2 separate regions of the Mus musculus genome follow, and region 2 is linked to region 1. A link is a loop called in an ENCODE intact Hi-C map of the cell type or tissue named here. Cell type or tissue: gastrocnemius. All regions are shown on one strand. Each heading gives the region's core, and the rest is flanking DNA. Links, peaks and the distances in the headings are about the cores only.

The links. Hi-C counts contacts between places; a loop is a spot of excess contacts. Peaks named below come from ENCODE experiments on the same cell type or tissue, not always from the same donor. Only the 100,000 strongest peaks of a DNase experiment are listed, where the experiment ranks them.
Region 2: it touches region 1 in a loop (4-fold over the local background); 14 of 42 quality-filtered maps call a loop at or near these places.

Annotation. Positions count from the first base shown.
Region 1 is chr5:99,155,231-99,162,682 of GRCm38, forward strand. No RefSeq gene overlaps it. Among named protein-coding and RNA genes, the nearest start is that of Rasgef1b, 94 kb to the right of the region's middle. In gastrocnemius, for the core only: a CTCF peak has its summit at 2,960 (motif pointing left); a DNase peak (open chromatin) is centred at 2,966.
Region 2 is chr5:98,341,509-98,348,960 of GRCm38, forward strand. Cfap299 (cilia and flagella associated protein 299) reads left to right here. Exons shown (of 6, transcript NM_001024614.1): 2 at 4,724-4,854. Among named protein-coding and RNA genes, the nearest start is that of Cfap299, 16 kb to the left of the region's middle. In gastrocnemius, for the core only: a CTCF peak has its summit at 3,263 (motif pointing right); DNase peaks (open chromatin) are centred at 3,298 and 3,504.

The DNA.
Region 1 (7,452 bases), core at 1,803-4,302:
AGTAGAGGATGGCCTAGTCAGTCATCAATGGGAGGAGAGGTCCTAAGTCCTGGGAAGGTTCTATACACCAGTATAGGGGAATGTCAGGACTGGGAATGGGAGTGGGTAGGTTGGGGAGCAGGGGGAAGGGGGAGGAGATAGGGGATTTGGGGAGGGGAAATGAGGAAAGGGGATAACATTTGAAATGTAAATAAGGAAAATATCTAAGAGAGAGAGAGAGAGAGAGAGAGAGAGAGAGAGCCAGAGCCCATGGGATATCTGTTTTATTATCTTTTTAAAATGTTGTATCTTATTTGCCAATAACGTTTTTTTCCCCTACATTTTTCAAAAAAGTGAAGATTCTGCATTCCTGAGCCTCTGTTATGCCCACTGTCCATGTGCTAATCAAGAAAGCAGTCCTCCTGCAGTAGTAAGAAAGCCTGTCCAGTTTGCCACAGACCTTACCATTAGCTTTTGGCTGTTTTCTATGGGGATCCAATGTCAGTTACCAATGTTTCTGTGAACACATGCTGCCCTAAGCATTTATGTGGAATTTGAGGCTGAAGTTCAAGAGAAATGGAGAGTTATTTGTTTATCATTGCTGACCTAGTACTTACCATGTTCATGAATAAGCATGGGCTAACAGGTAGAGGAAAGCTTGCTCCTATCTTATCCTTTAGCGATGAAAGACACTTGCTTGTAGGAACAATGGGATGTTGGCTGCAGACCCTTTTCCTAACCTTTACTGGCAGGTGACTTGGACCACAGTCAGTAGCACCAGGAGGGAGAGTGCAGAGTTGGAACTGATCAAAAGGACAAAAGGCTGAGTTCATTGACAGAGACTCTGGGGACCTTCCCTTTCCAGGTCACAAAATATTTATAATAAAGAATAAGGGACTTATTGAATGTGGTTTTTCAAATGGTAGCCCTCTGCGATCTCAGTGTATGATTGGATGCCCACATGTCAGGAAACCGGAATTCCTCCCTGTGTTCTCCATGTGACCTTTTGCTATCAGTACTCTTCAAGAAATAATGTCTGGTTGATTCGATTTAGCTTTGTAGGAATAAATACCACTGATATGTAAAATAACACAATTTTTCCAGAAGGCCCCTGCTTTATAATACTTTCTTGTGCTTAGAAGAGAAGCAGAAGAAATTACAAGAGAACCAGAGAAATCCATTGATCAGGGCTACCACCTGACCCAGTCAATCCATTGATCAGAAATCCATTGATCAGGGCTACCACCTGACCCAGTCAAGATTACAGTGCTCCTGCTCAGTGGTCAGTGAGGGACAGAGACAAAATCCAAACTAGATTCCTGTCTCCCTCCAGAGTCAATCATGCCAAGTGGGAGAATAATTCATAAAGCCTTCGGAGCAGAAACCTGCATTGTGAGCCAAAAAGAACGCACTCAAAAGACCATCCATGATGTTGAGGGAAAAAAAAAAACCAACTCATAGAATGAAGGCTTTGTTTTTTCTTCTGTTTCTTTAGCAGCAGATTCGCTCTTCACTTCAGCCTACACAGCCCGACTTGATGAGCTGAGGAGGTTCGTCCTTCAGGCTTTGGCTCTGCCATGCAAGCCCTATAGACACACTCAAGGCCTTTTGTGCTAGCCTGGAATGCTGTGTCTGCACACAGATGGTTCGCAGTCATCCTGCTATCTCAGCTTTAATAACCTCCTCAGAGATGACTTCCTTGACCACCCCATCTTAAAGTACCCCAACTTCCATCTCTACTTCAGTTGAACATTATCAGAAGTTATCTAGATTACTCTCTCATGCACTGTCCACTTTCTCTACTTGATAACGTGCTTTATTAGAGCCAGTTCCAGACATCTATGCATCATCATGTTCCCAACAAATGACACCGGGTAAGTCTTCAGTAGCAAATTATTGGATGGAGGAATAAATACAAGAGATGCTTATGGGCTTATGTGTTTAGAAGCAGGGTTTGACAAATCAAGAGGCAGTCCTCCTAGGCTACCTTTCACTTGGATACGGCTTCTATCTCAGCAGAGCACTTTGGAGGGAAGAAGAGAAGTAGGAACCAGCTGCCATGGCTCTCCTGAGCCTTGCTTTCTATCCCTCCAATATGCTTACCTCCTGTCTTTTGTGTGTGAGGAGCTTGGAAGACACAGCCCACCAGCTGAAACAGACCTTCTCTGGCCTGCAGGGCTCAGTTAACTCCAGCCCAAGTAGGTGGTGGGCAACATGTTAACCAAAGTACATCATCATTTCCCATTTTCTCCACCTTCTCCAGCTGGGCCCGATTACTCCTAGTCCCTTTCTCTCCCTTGGGAGACTGACTCTAGAATTAAAAGGCTTGAAAGGCAAGGTTTATCCCCAGCTGTGAGCTATAGGGACACACTCACATTTACTGAGGGGCTGAGCAGCTGAGGCAGGCAAGCAAGCTCCTCAGACGACTCATTTCGTTGAAACTTCACACCTTCTCCAATGACAGTGAGCACTGTCCACCCATCTCAGGTGAGCAAACCACAGCTCAGAGACTTCGCCCTCCCAACACTGTCAAAATGCAGGGTAAACCAGAAGTGATACTGAAGTTGAGATCAGTCTGGCTCAAAGGACTTGCAGGCATCATCAGCCCAAATGAGTAGACCTATACCAAACATCACCCCAGTGAGTAGACCTACATACCTAATTTCATTTTGGTCTTTGGCATGCTGTTCTCACTTTAACTGAGTAACTGGTTCCTGTTCTCTTTCATTATTGTATGGACGATAAATATCTGAGTATATTAATCTAATTTTCTCTAGATGGCCACCATGAAATCTAAGAAAATGAGGTGATTTCTGTGCATGTTTTATGAAGGGAATTGAGTAAATGCATTTTTGCCTGTCTACTTCCTAAGACTCTCTCCTTGCCTACTTCAGGAGGCTCCACCTGCAACCCCCAACCAGACCAAAGCCATTTTAGTAGGTTCTGCAAAGCAAGTGGCTCCTGGCCGGTCTACACTTTCTGTGCCCTGCTGACCCCTAGTGGTGAAAGTAAACTTAGCTTCTCTGTGCTTCTGTTTCTCTGTTTCTCTAATTCCTCTCTCTCTCTCTCTCTCTCTCTCTCTCTCTCTCTCTCTACATATACATATACATATACATATACATATACATATACATATACATATACATATACATATACATATACATATACATATACATATACATATACATATACATATACATATACATATACATATACATATACATATACATCATATACATATACATATACATCATATACATATACATATACACATACATATACATATACGAAAAAGGAGAAGGCAGCAATGAGACTCCAGAGGATGTCTTGGTCACAATCATTAAGAGACACTTGTTTATTGTAACTCATTTTGGAACTGGCTTGTGAGAAAGTCGGAACTCAGGAGTCAAATCAGTGTGAGGTTGTGGAGTGGGCCATGCTGCCTAAATCAACCTGTCCTTCTGCTTTCCTTCTATGAATCAGCAGTTGTTCTAGAAACTCAGAGATGACATTGGTTCAGACCACAGAGTTTGAAGAAGAGCTCTCAAGGGTGACTTTCACTTTGATGTGCATGCAAAGCCAGAAACAGTTCAAAGGTTATAGACAAGGCAAGGGTTGCAAAGGTAGAGGCTGGCTGCTGAAGCGTCCCATGCCCATCCCCAGAGTGCATCTAAACTCGGCAGCTAGTTAGCTCACTTGGGTGCTGTACTACCACTCATGAAGAGGGAGCCAGACTCGGAGATGACAAGGCACTCTGTGGACCACTCTGAAGCTGCTTCTCACAGAGAGACTGGAATGCCCTTCAGCTGAATGGGGCTTTAAGTACAAGAGGCAGTGAATGGATATGGAATGGTCCCAGGGGAACAAGAGCTACTTTCTAATCTAAAAGATCCCTGAATCTATAGGTGGATGTACTTCCTTAGAGGCTCAAGATGGTCATGTGCATAGTTACAGTCAAAGAAAAGTAAAATGCCTAGTGAGTCTTCGAATCTGAAAAGATAGTGTATCCTTGGGAAGATGGGACGGTCTTCATCTTTCTTACATTGTTTCCTTTTGTTTTTTCAATAGCTGGAAAACAGACTGGAAACCTGCAGGTGCTACATCCACTTTGTAACTATAGACAACAGGCATAGAAGTGAAGGCTTAAATGTTAAAGGTGGTGGGGGCGGGGGTCACAGTGCATTGCTGGCTGCCCATCCCTGCAACTTTTGTGAGACGTGCCCTAATGTTTAAACCGTTCTTGTACAGGTTGTCTCAGCTTGAGCTTCAATAACAAACGACTACAGATCGAGTGGTATAAACAACAGAATTTCATTTCTCTCTGTAAAGGCTAGATGGCTAAGATAGGAGCCGGTAGGCTCTGTTCCTGGTGAGGCCTCCCTTCTTGACCTGAAGACAGCTGTCTCCTCAAAGTAAGTGGGTGGCCTTCCTGAATGAATGCACCTGTTAAAGATGTCTCTTTGTCAACAAATGCACTGATCCAGTTATGCAGACATATCCTCATGGCCTTCTACACTGTTTAATTACATCACACTGCAGCCAGGGCTTTGAGGAACAGATGGATATGCACAAGCATAATACATGTAGAGCCAAAAATCAGTATGTCTGAGTTCGGCAGTTAAGAGCACTTGTTTTTTTTACAGAGAACCTGGGTTCACCACCTCCATGGTGGCTCACTACTGTCTGTAGCTCCTGCCCCAGGGAATCCACTTCTGACCTCTGAGGGCACCTACCTGGTGCACATACATATGCAGGTAAAACATGCACATAAAAATAATTTTTGTAGAAGAATTCTTCTTGTTTTCTTTAGCCACACTGTGTATGCATATGCTGTGCTTAGAGCTGCCCCATAAGGTGTTTCAGGAAGGTTATCCTTGTCAAGAATCAAAGGTGAGCATTTGAGATGGTTGAAATTTTGTCAAGATTTATTGTACTAGCCTAAGAAACTAGAAAAATAGTTTGATATTTTAAAGGACTCATTTAATTATTTGAGTCATAATAACTTCAACTCTTTGCTGAGTTCAGGATATAAACAATCAAAAGCTCATTTCTATGTGGCTATCAGTAGAGATGTGTCTCACTTTTTGTTTTTAAAAAAAAATGCACCTATATACTTTATATATCTGCAGACAGTGTAAATACACTAACTTCTTTCTACCACTCAGACTCCTTCTGATGACACTGTTCTCACAGCATCATCTGAGGAGTGATAAAGAGGCCACTGTGGAACCATCAGATTATCTGCTACCAACAGCACCTGAAATCAAGTTTGAACATAAGCTGAGAAAGAGGTGGATTCGAGACAAGCTCTTGAAAGAGCCATGCCACAGTAGGATACAAGATGACTTTGTGTTAATTCAGCAGGAAAGGATCTGGGTGTTTTTGAAAGTGAACTGCTCCCATCATAAGAGATACATAACTTTATGCAAGATTCATGATTGCAATTACAGGCCATACTATGTCTTCTTACATATATGTTCTCTATATAAGAACATATATCACTAGATGTTCTTATTTTTCTGTTGCATAAGTAAAACAAAAAAAGATCTGTAGGAACATTTTAAAAGATTTCAATGGACTTCTGCAATTCTTTTATTCATAACAGTTATAAAAAGCACTATATAGTTCCCCCAGCAGATCCACAAAATTACAAAGCATTATATAGGCACTCACAGGCTTGTAACTAAAGATTTTATGTTCCATGGGAGGTTGGTCCCTTCCTTAGCCTGTAAGCTAACACCTCCCTGCCCTTCCAGCTGAGACACTGATGGAGGTCGAATCCAGGGTAAAGATTGCTTAGTTATTTTGGAAGATATGAAGTGTTAGCATCAGAAACTGCATTCAAGACAAGGGAGAGATTGCTTAAGACTGAAACTTAGACATCTTGTTGTGAAAGTATTTCTTTCTTTCTCTCTTTCCCTCCTTCCCTCCTTCCTTCCCTCCTTCCCTCCTTTTCTCCTTCCCTTCCTTCCTTCCCTTCCTTCCTTCCTTCCTTCCTTCCTTCCTTCCTTCCTTCCTTCCTTCCTTCCTTCCTTCCCTCCTTCCCTCCCTCCCTCTCTCCCTCCCTCTTTCCTTCCCTCCTTTCTTCCTTCCTTCCTTCCTTTCTTCCTTCCTTCTTTCCCTCCTTCCTTCTTTTTTTGTTTGTTTGTTGTCTGTCTGTTTGTTTGTTTGTTTAGACAGGGTTTCTCTGTGTACCCCTGTCTGTCCTGGAACTTGCTCTGTAGACCAGGCTAGCCTCAAACTCAAGTACATTTACCTGCCTCCGTCTCCCGAGTGCTGAGACCAAAGGCTTGTGCCACGTGAAAACATTTATCATACTGTATTTGAGAAGTGATTAAGTTAAAATATGTGACACAGGTATGCTGAATGGCTGTGTCCCTTAGTACTCTATGCTTGGTAAATACACTACTAACAACCTTATGCCTTGGGGCTTACAGAGATCAGTGGTCACATCCTCCAATTCACCTCTCCGCGCCCCCTCTTTGAAGCATCAGAAATGAGGCTGAATCACTATTCAAATACCCCACACCTTTTTATTCCATGGTCATAAATGAAGCTTTGCTACAAATAAACAATATACTTCAGCACATTTATCCTGTTTCAAAGGAATTTCAGATTCACAACTAAAAATAATAACAGACTTTTGAAGTACATTTTTCTGTATGTATGTTTATTTTAATAAAAATAAAACAAGAGAAGTACATGAAGTCAAAGCTGTAGGCATTTGAGAAATTCATTTCTGTTAAAAATATCATCCTTGTCCATCCAAATCTTTTCCAATTAAATCAAACTCACTGGGGTTCGCACACTCTGGGTGTACAGTTTCCATGTGTTTTCTTCACCTGCACAAAGATGACCACACTGGGGAGGTGCGGGGCTTATGTTTTTTATTCCATGCCTGTGAACCACATTGTACTAAACACTCTAGAGAAATAAATCTATAATGCATTCCTATAACAGATACCACCTGTGAGATGGAAAACACCACAGCCCCCCACCCCCACCACCCGGCTTCATCCAGGGTTCCTTCTGGGATTTCAGCACAGGCAGGGACGTGGGGGAGGGAGGAGGAGCCCTAATTTGTGGCACGTAATCATGAGATGGAATCACAGTAACTGAAGTAACTCTTACCCACATGTAAGACCAGACGTATTATAAGGTGTCCCACTGACATTTCACATGAAGTAATCTATCTGTGGACTATATCTGTGGGTCCCCAACTTGTCCCCAGACATCGTCCCTGTGCCCTGTTTCCTCTTTACCCCTACATAGACATCATATTTGTGCCTGAATATGACTGTAACACCTGTCGCTCTGCAGGCAAGACAGGGGTTGCCATATTGGCATTAGAGATGTATGTTTAAGTAATTGTTAGAGCTGTGTGTTTAAGTAATTGTTAACTGGTAGCTCTGGGGCCATATAAAACTAGTCTACCCATAGACTAGCAAATATTTCCCAAAGTATATTCTGCTC
Region 2 (7,452 bases), core at 2,232-4,731, 810 kb before region 1:
TGTGTGTAAAGAATTAAATAACAAATTAACCAAATCAAAGCATTAACATGCCAAAAGTAAAAACAACAACAACAACAACAACCCCGCTAGATTATGATTCCTTTAGATACAGAAAAAGCATTGAAGAAATTCAAAACATACCTTGATAACTTGATAGACTATTTTTAAACACTTATAGAATATTTAATTCTCAAAGTTTAATTAATATTCAAGTTCAACACCCAATGACTGTAGCTGCTATGGGGCATCTAAGCCAAAACAATGCAACGCTGTAATGTAAAGAAAATGCCCTACATATTTAGAAGGAGCAAGAATAGGATTGTGGTTAAAATGCATTAAAATTGACTGACATTTTATTAGAACAAAACACAATTTAACTTAACTTTTAGGGGGGTGGAGAGATGGCTCAGCAGTTAAGAGCACTGACTGCTCTTCTGAAGGTCCTGAGTTCAATTCCCAGGAACCACATGGTGGCTCACAACCATCCGCAATGAGATCTGACTCCCTCTTCTGGAGTGTCTGAAGACAGCTACAGTGTACTTACTTATATAATAAATAAATCTTAAAAAAAAACCTTAACTTTTAGCTTAATGAGTGTGAAGCTAAAAACAATTTATTCACTCGCAATATAAGCAGTGTGATCTCTACGGAAGACACTAAGTAAACAGAAATGAGTGGAGTCCAGAACTTGTGAAGTAAGCATCATCAAACACCCTTGTGTGTGTGACAGCAGAATTACAAGTGCTGAAGGGGAAATATTTGAAAAGATAATAGATTTTTTTAAAAATCATTTATTTTTGTATATGAGTAGTCTATCTGTATGTACACCTGCATGTCAGAAGAGGCCATCAGATCCCATTGTAGGTGGTTATGAGTCACCATGTGGTTGCTAGGAATTGAACTCAGGACCTCAGAAAGAGGTCCTGGGCTCTTAACTGCGAAACCATTGCTCTAGCCCAAGATGATCATTTAATGAAGATTATTAATGTAAAACATCAAGAACTTCAACAAACTCCAAGCTTAATAAACACAAAAGAAACCCACAGCAAGGAATAGCTTCGTGAAGTCACTAGCAAGTAATGAAGACAAGTCTCAAGTGCAGCCAAGACGACACAATAGAGCACAGAGTCAATCAAAGACAATAATGACTGGCCGGAACCACTTCAGACCAGAGCGCACTACCAAGTGTTTTCAAAGTGCTGAAGGGCAAAGAAGCAAAGGGGACCCACACTGTAGTCATTGGCGCCCTTCATGGATAGCAGCAAACTGAGGACAGTGAGCTGTGTCTAGTCCCTGCACTCAGAGTCATGCAATGCACACGATTGCTAACTTGTATTGTATTGTACATCTCATGGAAAAGAACCCAAAATACGGTATTAACTTTAAAGAACTGGGCACGAGAAGCTTAGCTCCACACGATTCTAATTCTGTTCATGGAAACCTAGGATGGCCATAGACATGGAAACCGAGAACAACGATTGTTGTTCCTGAGTGTCAGTGATTGTCTTGGAGTGTCAAGATCATCTGGGATTTACATATTTGGGCAATGTGTTAGTCCAATAATGTCTCGAAGTTTTCTTCAGTAATCATTTTACGTTTGTAAGGATGAAAGCTATAAAGAATCCAGGAGTAGCTGTTACATTGTGAAGTTTGTGGCTACATCACTTATCTCATGATCTAGATAGCACATTTCTGAATCCTGAGACAGAGAAGAGAGAAATTATGTATAATTTAAAATTACTTTTGAGTTTGGAGCTAAGACGAAAGGATGGACTATCCAGAGACTACCCCACCCGGGGATCCATCCCATAATCAGCCACCAGACACTATTGTACAATGCCAGAAAGATTTTGCTGAAGGCACCCTGTTATAGCTGTCTCGTATGAGGCTATGCCAGTGCCTGGCAAATACAGAAGTGGATGCTCACAGTCATCTATAAGATGGAACACAGGGCCCCCAATGGAGAAGCTAGAGAAAGCACCCAAGGAGGTGAAGGGGTCTGCAACCCTATAGGTAGAACAACAATATAAACTAATCAGTACCCCCAGAGCTCGTGTCTCTAGCTGCATATGTAGCAGAAGATGGCCTAGTTGGCCATCACTGGAAAGAGAGGCCCCTTGGTCTTGCAAACTTTATATGCCCCAGTACAGGGGAATGCCAGGTCCAAGAAGCAGGAGTGGGTGGGTAGGGGAGCAGGGTGGAGGGAGGGTATAGGGAACTTTTGGGATAGCATCTGAAATGTATATAAAGATGTAAGGAGCGATGTGGCCGCCACCCCAAGATGGTGCCCGGGACGGCTGCCAGGTCTTATGACCTGTGCCTGACTTCCTCATTACCTCAGACTTAGCCACATCCCAGCCACCTGCACTGCGCAGACGCCATGCCTCGTCCGTCAGCTCGCCAGAGGTGTCGTGACTTGCTGTGAACCAATGGACTGCCATTACGTGACTGGGGTGATTGGGAGGAGTCAGTAAGGGGCGGGGGAGGGGGGGTGATTCCCATTCCTGCTTTGCAATGCGAAGTGTTCCTGAATAAACCTGCTTGAAGAAGGACTACGTGGTGTTGCGTCTTTCCTGCTGGTCAGGGTGGATGCGGCATAAAGAAAATATCTAATAAAAAATAAATTAAAAAAATAAAATTACCTTTGAATTGTCATTCTGATTTTTTGATATTTTTTGTTTTTGTTTTTAAATATATATCCATTTTATATTTGGATGATATTCCTTTAGATAGTGGTGACAGGAAAACTGTTAAGCTGCAACCTTATTCATGAATGAGACTGGAGGGTAGAGAAACGCCATGCCACAATTTTAGGATCCTTAGGATATCTTAGACCTGGGCTTCATTTGGTTGAATAGATCTGCTCTTTAGGGGCATGTTCAGAGACGCTAGAATCCTGCTACATGAGACATCCATGGTGAGCTTTTGTTTGATTCCCAGAGCATTTACGATGTGTTGTAATATATATATATAATCAGCATTGCCAGTTTCAGAGCTATGCAAATGGGTTTGTGTAACCAGGTTAAGACACACAGACATGCAAAATTTAGAGAGAAAAGTAAGTACAAAAAAAAAAGATCAGAGATCCTTAGCATGTAATTGATCACAAGAAATTTATAATGTCTTGGAGGAGTCTTGCTGTCTTGATAAATAGATTCCTATCTACAAACTCATTTTAGAAGAATATTTAAGGTGATTTATACTCAAATCAGTTTTGAAAGCAAACCTAAATCTGCATCGCTCTTTCTATTAAAGATGAATTCCACTAGGTGGAGGCATTTGCTCAGTTTTGTGGTCCCCGTTAACTAAACACAGCAACAGTGAAGTCTGATATTTGAAAAGTATTTTAAATTAGTTACTACTGATGTATCACTTTTCATCTTAAATGTAATTTACATATTTATCAAATTGATCTCAAAGATAAATAAATTCAATCATTTCACTAGGTAAAAAAAACAAAAAAAAAAGTAGAGCATCCGAAGCAAGCCTTAATGCTCCTGTGTCCCGAGCATGGCCATGGCCTGGTGAGCGTGCGCACATTGTCCTGTGGGGTTTGGCAGGGTTAATGTGAAAGTTATTTGGTGACCAGAACAGAGTAGTAGTCTAGCATTTTTCACGCATTTATTTAATCGTTAGTCCTCTATTCATTACTGTTTAAAATATATTATATGCTGTTTTCATTCTATTTTAAATGTCGTTAAGGTGATTATTGTTGATAAATAAATATTTTATTTAATAGTTTTACATTAGTAACATCATATAAAAGCAATACTTCTTTTAGCTACGGGAAAATAAACATTATTTATTATATTATTATATATATTATTATATATATATATGCTTTTGAGTATGCCATACACATAACAATGATAACAATGTTTATGATATAATTATTTATTTTTCAAAGATTTATTTATTTTATGTATATGAGTACAATTATAGGTGTCTTCAGATACACCAGAAGAGGGCATCAGATCCCATTACAGATGGTCGTGAGCCATCATGTGGTTGCTGGGAATTGAACTCAGGACCTCTGGTAGAGCAGGCAGTGCTTTTAACTGCTGAGCCATTTCTCCAGCCTCTGATACAATTCTTAAAATAACTGAAATATGGCAGGACTAAAATCCTGGTGGTGGTGGTGGGGTGGATCTGTTTCTGTCAACTTCAGGCACCTTGTGTCTCTCATCTTGGGTGTCTCCTTTTCTGTTTTTATTGGTACCATCATTATCCAGGAACAGTATATCTTCTCAGTTAAGTATGGAAATTCCCCTGTTCCTCTTTAGCTGCATTTGAAGTTGTACTGTTCTGGGTCATCAGCTAATTGACTTAAGTCTGTCTGAAGCACTGGGCTGTCTGAATGCACCCCCTTCTCTTTGTGTACAGTTGATCCTCTCTCTTGTATGCCCACCAGTGCCTCTAATTATCTTGCTTTAAAGATACACTGTTAATTGTCTACAGCTGTTTGCACAAATTGTTTAAAAAACAACAACAGATCTTTGTTCTCTGATCCCTTGGAGAAAACTTGGTGGTTGATGTTGCTTCTCTTCTCATCTTATATCTGTGGTTAAAAAAGGACCAAATGTGTCTAATTGTACTGTCAGGAGGCAGGTCTGCATGTGTAATAGCCCTGGTCTTCTTTCAAAGGACACTTAGCTTAAACAGTTGTTTTTATGTTCATTGAAAACAATTCACCCACACATCTGCTGGCTGGTTTCTCCCTCAGGATGAAAGCCTGGCTCGCCAGTTGGTGGAGCTAGGCTACCGAGGGACAGGAGAAATCGTGAAAAGGGAAGATTTCGAAGCGAGAAAGGCAGCTATCAATATTGCAAGACAGGCTGAAAGAACGCAGAAAAAGTAAGTGTCCGTGTTGCACATCCAGATGTTACAGACTAGGGTGTCTTTAAAAGTCCAACCTTCCTTGACTATGACAGCCTGGATGTCCTGCTGGGAGCAGAAAGGCTTGAGGTGCCATAACGTTGCACTGAAGGTCAAGAAGCAAAGGCACTGTGGTATGCTTGCGGTAGTGCTGTGTGGGAGGAGTTGGGTCTACTAATTTAAGAGATGCAAATTCCAAAACATGGTCATGATGTCAATAAGGCACGTTATAAAGTAACTCACTAGTACCAGTTTTATGCATTTACACACGAAAAGTATGTGACATTTGCCTTAGAAGTCTTTGTCCTTTCAAGGCATATAAACCTTGGCATTGCTTGTGTTCTTGAACTTTACAAACACTGATTTATGGAAAGACAATAACTGTCACTGGCTTTCGTTACTATGACTACCATAAGGCAATATAAAATGTATTAAGATGGGTCCTTAGGAACCGGGTAGATAGCTCATTTGGTCCAGTGCTAGCTGTAAAAGCATGAAGACTTGCTTGTGTTAGAGCCTCAGACCCCAGATGAGCAACTTGCCACATGCTGTGTGCTTGTAATACTAGTGTTGGGCGGATGGAGACAGACCCCATCCCCGAGACTCACTGGATGGTTAGCTTATCCTAATCTTTGAGTTCTTTTCTTTTTTTTTTCTATTTTTCCTTCCTTCCTTTCTTCCTTCCTTCCTTCCTTCCTTCCCTCCCTTCCTTCCTTCCTTCCTTCCCTTCCCTTTCCTTCCTTCCTTCCTTCCTTCCTTCCTTCCTTCCTTCTTTCTTTCTTTCTTTCTTTCTTTCTTTCTTTCTTTCTTTCTTTCTTTCTTTCTTTCTTTCTCTTCCTTTTTTTGGTTTTTCAAGACAGGGTTTCTCTGTATAGCCCTGGCTGTCCTGGAACTCACTCTGTAGACCAGGCTGGCCTTGAACTCAGAAATCTGCCTGCTCTGCCTCCTGAGTGCTGGGATTAAAGGCGTGCGCCACCATGGCCGGCTAATCTTTGAGTTCTAACCCCACGAGAGACCCAGTCTCACAGGGCCAGGCGTAAGTAACTGAGGAACAACATGTGAGCTTGCCCTCTGGCATCCACATGCACCTGTGCATGTGCACCTGTACACATAGGAGCACACACTTCTACACATACATACACATGTATATACGTGAAGATAGGTAACGGGAAGACATTCTCCTAGGCTGAACTGCCTCAAACTGGTAAGATAGCTTAAAGGGATTGATAAAATAACTGTCTATTTAATTTTTAAAAAGTCCTTAAACTTTAAGCGTTGGAGATGATGAGTCCTTAAAACACTGAATTATTCTCAGATACAATCTTTTAAAAACACTCATTATAAGTAGAAATTTCCCATATGCTCAGAATTAAGTGATCGGAGCAGGAAGTGAACGTACCCTGGGAGAGCGCCATCTTAGATGACCATTCTAGTGGCTACTGTGTTTCCGAACCACCTTACTGTATTTGAATATGTTGATATTCAGCAGAATTTCACAGGACTGGAATCTGCGATTGCTTAGCTGAATGCTTGTCTGAGCCAGGGTCTGAGGCTGAAGCCCAGTCAGTCAGCTTGTAGCTTGTGATTGTTTTCGGATTATGGTCCTTATTTCTTTGTCATTTGTCATCAGGAACGGGTTTTTGCCACAAGAGGTCGTCCATATTCCTTTTCTGTTGTCTTCTTCCCCCGGCAATAGTGGCTCACCCTTTAACTCCGACCTGGTGGGGAAAGTTCTCTCCTTTAGTGACTCCTGTGATGATAGTGGGCCTAGCTAGATGACCCAGGCTCATCTCAGGCAGGCCTAGCTAGATGACCCAGGCTCATCCTGGAACTCAGAAATCCGCCTGCCTCTGCCTCCCAAGTGCTGGGATTAAAGTCATGGGCCACCACGCCCGGCTGGGAATGATCATTCTTGAAGGAAACTTGTACCCATTACAGGAAATTCATGCAGCTCTCAGTAACTTACACACAGTTGTCCACTTAAGTCTCTAGTTTTATAATTCATAACTATTCAAGTTTTGTATGTAGGGTTGTGTATGTCTTATACAAGACATCAGAGAGACGGACAGAGACAGAGAATTTATTTATATTTATATGCCATTTTTATAAGATATATAAAGTATTTCATATTGAGATGTGTTGGCCATGTTTAAAGTTTAAATTCTGTCTGTGTCACACATCCATTTTGTGTTTGACTATAAAAGTGGATTTTTTTTTCCCTATGTGACAGTCTCTTTAACTGTCCGGAGCTGGAAGTCATCAGGGTACTCAAGTGCCAGTCTAGGAAGGGGGAGGCCAGTCCCCACCCAGAGCTTCTAGGAAAGGAAGGTCCTTTCATCTGCGATCTCTTCTGGTTGTCTTTGTTATGGATGCTTCCCATATGTTGCCTTCTGTCCCACGTGTTGTTCTTTTTTCTGCAAAATCGACTTTAGTGTTGTTGACAGCAGGGCCAGCAGAGGGCGCCCGAGAGCCAAGACTATTTGCTTAAGATAACTTTGGTCATATACTTGGTTGACTGCAAACTGTACCAAGTTAGAGATCAGATATAGTGTGCTCACCCACGTCTTTACCCTGCTG